Linked DNA regions of Homo sapiens: region 1 is linked to region 2. Evidence: read pairs that join two places in POLR2A ChIA-PET (ENCODE). Cell type or tissue: OCI-LY7. All regions are shown on one strand.

Region 1 (2,500 bases), 89 kb after region 2:
GAGTCTTACAGACTGATGGCTACTTTAGGAAGGGAAGTATGAGCTAGAGGACATTTCAAGTTGAAACAGCAGTGCTTGTACAGCCAGGGAGATTGGGAAAGAGCATACACTTGGAATTGCAAATACCTTTAATTCATTGTTTCTAGTGCATAAAGTCAAGGAGGGAATAGTAGAACTTCAGTTTCTTGTATGGCCACGTTAATCCCTCCTTTCAGAAGAGGAACTAAGATTCAGAAGTCAGCACTAGTACAGGATTATTAATGGAATTGGTGTGATGATGATAGCAAATACAATAATACATATTAGTGAAGTTGTTTATATTGTATACCCAGCACTGTGCAGCACTTTTCCTCAGAGGAGCAGGGGGCCCTGTATGTATATCTGTAATAGTTATGCTGTACAGTAAGCCTTTTATAAACTATTACCTCAGACATTAAGCTATTTGATAACCGTGGAGAAAGGAGAAGCGGCAGCAATTGAGAGGATGGGAGGAGAAATGTGAAACTGGCATAAAGTTTGATGTGTGTGGAATATGCCAACTAAAATAGTCTTTTGTTATTTCTTGCTTTTCTAAAAAAGCATGCAAAGTTGGATGTAACCAACAATAGGCATACAGTAACAAAACATAACTATATAGTTCTGTTAAAACTAAAATTGTATTTTAAATGTTTGCATTTTCTTAGCGGAATTTATTAATTCAACTCAAAATGTGCTTTACCCGTAGAAAATAGGCTTGTGCACTGTCAGTAAAAGAAAAGCCAAGCCCATGCTTTCTGTATCATAGTATGTCTTACTAGTCTTGTCTTTTGTTCTTTTATGTGGAACATACATTATGACCCTATACTGCTAAATATTTCACAAGAATAGTAATATTCTCTTACAGAATCACAGCAAAATTTTCAATTTTGGTAAATTTAGCATTTGATACATTGACTTGTGTAATCTACCGTCCCAATTATCTCATTTGACCCAATAATGACCTTTACACCATTTGTCTCCTTCCAGTACAGGATCTAGTTGAGGGTCAGGTATTGCAGTTTCGTTTCTTTTCTTTTTTTTTTTTTTTTTTTTTTTAAGAGATTGGGTCTCACTTTGTTACCCAGGCTGGAGTGAGGTGCTGTAATCATAGCTGACTGCAGCCTCAAGCTCCTGGGCTTACGTAATCCTCCCACCTGAGTCTCCTGAGTAGCTGAGACTACAGGCAGGTGTGTGACATCATGCCTGGCTAGTTTAAATTTTTTTTTTTTTTTTTTTTTTTTTGGTGGAGACAGGGATCTCGCTCTGTTGTCCAGGCTGGTCTCAAACTCCTGGCCTCAAGTGCTCCTCTCCTGCCTCACAAAGTTCTGGGATCACAAGCAGGTGCCACCATGCCCTGCCTTCTGTCCTGTTTTTAAAAGTTTAAGGAAATTTTACCTCGTTTTACTTTTTCTTTGTTAGCTTTCTCTAGAGTGAGCAAAGAGTGATTCTTTTTTTTACTATTGATAATGTATTGCGTTGATTTCTGAATCTTAAAACAAGCTTGCATTCCTGGAACAAATCCCACTTGGTTATGGTATATAATCCTTTTTTTAATATTGCTGGATTCAGTTTGCTAGTATTTTGTTGAGAAATTTTGCATTTATATTCAGAAGAAATACTAATCTGTAGTTTTCTAGTGATGTCTGTCTGGTTTTGGTAGCAGGGTAATAACTGGCTTCAACGAATAAGTTGGGAAGAATTTGTAAAGATTGCTATTAGTTTTTCTGAAAATGGTTGGTAGAATTAACCAGTGAAGCCATCTGGGCATGGATTTTTCTTTGGCAGTGCTTTAAAAAAATTAACTGTTTAAATCTTTGGTTTTACAAATACTCAGCTTTTTTCTTTCTTTCTTTTTTTCTGTTTTTGTTTTTTTGGAATCATCTCACCAGTGCAGCTTTTTACTTCCTAAGTTTTGGTATTTTGTATTTCTGGGAACTGGACCATTTCATCTAAAATTGCCAATTTAGTTGCACACAGTTGTTCATAAATTCCTTTATAATTCTTTTTATTTCTGTAAGGTAGGTAGTGTCTTCTTTTTAGTCTTGATTTTAGTAATTTGTCCTCTGTATTTTCGTGGTCAGTCTAGCTGGCTAAAGGTTTGTCCATTTTGATCTTTTCAAACAATCAGCTTCTGGTTTCATTGACTTTTCACTGCTGTTTTTGTATTCTCTACTTCATTAATTTCCATTCTAATATTTAGTATTTCCTTGCTTCTGTCTTGCTTTAGGAACAGTTTACTCTTCTTTTTCCATTACCTTAAGGTGGAAGATTAGGCTCTTGATTTGAGATATCCTTTTTTAGTAGAGGCATTTTCAGGTATTAATTTATTTCTAAGCACTGCTTTAATTGTATCTGGTAAGTTTTGGTATATCTTCATTTTCACTCATCTCAAAGTATTATCTAATTTCCCCTGTGACTCTTCTTTGACCAGATACCTTTGTTTTAAAAAAAGTTATTACAATATAAATATTTGAAAGTCATA
Region 2 (2,500 bases):
GGAGGTTGACGCAGGAGAATCACTTGAACCCGAGAGGCTGAGGTTGCGGTGAGCCAAGATCATGCCACTGCACTCTAGCTTGGGCAACAGAGCAAGACTGTCTCAAAAAAAAAAAAAAAAAAAAAAAAAATCCCAAAGTACTCTCTATATTCACTATTACCTGGCACCAAGACACAATAACAAATGACAGAACACACCACTTCATGTTAAGTTCCTCATTTCCCCAACTAGACTGAGAGTTTAAGAAAAAGTATTGTGCTTTTGTTTTATATCTCTTTGTGATGGTAAGACTTACTTTTACTTAGCTGGCCTAAAGGATTTGAAAAGACATTCGGGTTTAAAACATCAACATTGCTGGTGTTAATTGATGCTGCTGCTAATGGGATGACAGTTCAGTCCTACAGGTGTGATGGGATCCCATCCTATCCCATTAGTGTTTGTTCTGAGTCTACTACCTAGTATGCATTTCAGAACAATGCATATGTGGCAATGTAACAGCTGTACTATCATATGGCATGATTACTACAGAAGGGGCACCTATATGCAGAAAGAAGCTGAGCTAAGTGACCAGGTTCCCTTCCGGATTAATACTGTCTGGGTCAAAGCTGCATTTTGAGAACTTTAACACTAGAGATATAAGAAAAAAAACAAGTGTAAAAGTTAAGAGTCCCATAAAGTATTACTTAATGTTTAAGTCACCACAGAAAAAAATAAACATCAGGAAAAAAATTTGCCTTAAAGAATAATGACTGTAATTACCTTGGAATGTTTTTTAACTAGCAAGAGAATTTCCAGTAATTCAACAGATTTCAAAGTTTCCACTTCCAAATTGAGAAGGCACAAGGCTAATACAGATGGCTGTAAGAAAAAAGAAAAAAAAGAAAAATATTTTTTAAAAATTCAAAATACAAACTGTGAGATATATACATAAGCAAGGAATCGACTTACTTTTGCTTTTGAAAAGATGAGTCGGCAGTTGCAAGCTTTCAGCTGAGCTTCTAGTTTATCAAGGCTCAGTATTTCTTTCCTATACAATGCAAAGAACAAAGATTTATTAAACTTCCAAAGATTTAAATGATTTTAAATGATTTTAAATATTTGCCAGGGCCAGACGCGGTGTCTCACGCCTGTAATCCCACCACTTTGGAAGGCAGAAGCAGGTGGATCACCTAAGGTCAGGAGTTCGAGACCAGCCTGACCAACATGGAAAAACCCTGTCTCTACTAAAAATATAAAATTAGCCAGGTGTGGTGGCGCACGCCTGTAATCCCAGCTACTTGGGAGGCTGACGCAGGAGAATCGCTTGAACCCGGGAAGTGGAGGTTGCAGTGAGCCGAGATCACGCCATTGCACTCCAGCCTGGGCAACAAGAGCGAAATTCCTTCTCCAAAAAAAAAAAAAAAAAAAGATTTACCAATAAAGTCAAAGTTGAAAGTTTGAAGAAGGTAAAAATATAAATTTCATTGCCATTCCAATTATTTACTGTTAGCTATAGCAATGTTCAAAGTACAAAATGTATCTTTAATCCCACTGACCTTTCTGAAGTATGACAAAGTATAATAGTATGGTATAAGTGCAAAAAGTTTAAGGCAGTAGTAGCTTCCAATTCATAGTGCAATTTTTCTGAAATTATTTTTTCCATCCGTTTTATGTCAGAAGCAGTACATTTACACTGACTAATCCGGATCACATCATGAGTGGATGGAATATTGCAGTCTTCTTCAACTATTCTAGCAGCCAGCAAAAAAGAACAGACTCCAATGCAAGACAAATGTTTAGGTTTCACCTGAGAAAAAAACAAGAGGCTTCTTTTAACAACTGTCACTTTGACTTAGCAGATACTTAGAATATTGTAATGATGCTCCTATTCTTAAGACAGAACACAATCAAGTTGTTTCTCTTATATGTACTGGCTCTTTACCCACAATTATACACATTTTCACATTTTAGACGTTCTCGACCTCCCCCCCCCCCCAAAAAAAAAGGCAGCAGGGAACAGTGGCTCATGCCTGTAATCCCAGGACTTTGGGAGGCTGAGGTGGGAGGACTGCTTGAGGCCAGGAGTTTGAGAACACTCTGGCCAACATAGCAAGACTATTCTGGCCAACACAGCAAGCCTCCATCTCTATTTAAAAAAAAAAAAAAAAGTTTTTTGAACCTTTAAATTATGTAAATTCAAATGCAGGTACAAAAATTTCCATGCAGGTTCAAAAGCTAGATTCCTAGCACTAAAGTATAATTTGTATTTCAGACTTATGAAATTCATAATATAATCTCTCCCAAAATAAATTAAGCTTTTTAACACCAAAAAAAAATGTACTGGGATATTAAAATATTTTATACTTATCTTTTTACATAAAAATCTTTAAGAGTCATTCCATATTTCAATGTAATTTTGCCCAAGAGAAATATCACGAGTTGTGCAGAGTGGGACATATGTAAAAGCTGCCATGGACAGATGGCGGCCCTTTTCTTTTCAGTGCCCTGAGAACTGACCCAG

The links. ChIA-PET counts read pairs that join two places held together with the same protein. Peaks named below come from ENCODE experiments on the same cell type or tissue, not always from the same donor. Only the 100,000 strongest peaks of a DNase experiment are listed, where the experiment ranks them.
Region 1: POLR2A ChIA-PET joins it to region 2 with 12 read pairs; 25 of 35 experiments call an interaction of 5 or more read pairs at or near these places.

What each region holds. Positions count from the first base shown.
Region 1 is chr4:77,071,213-77,073,712 of GRCh38, reverse strand. All of the region lies in intron 1 of CCNI (cyclin I), which reads left to right. Among named protein-coding and RNA genes, the nearest start is that of CCNI, 3.5 kb to the left of the region's middle. RefSeq lists an enhancer at 1,158-1,227. In OCI-LY7, no CTCF peak of the experiment used is centred here; a DNase peak (open chromatin) is centred at 1,152; H3K4me3 peaks cover 2,388 bases.
Region 2 is chr4:77,160,007-77,162,506 of GRCh38, reverse strand. CCNG2 (cyclin G2) reads right to left here. Exons shown (of 8, transcript NM_004354.3): 4 at 1,536-1,786; 5 at 949-1,027; 6 at 760-858. Among named protein-coding and RNA genes, the nearest start is that of CCNG2, 4.0 kb to the right of the region's middle. In OCI-LY7, no CTCF peak of the experiment used is centred here; no DNase peak of the experiment used is centred here; H3K4me3 peaks cover 146 bases.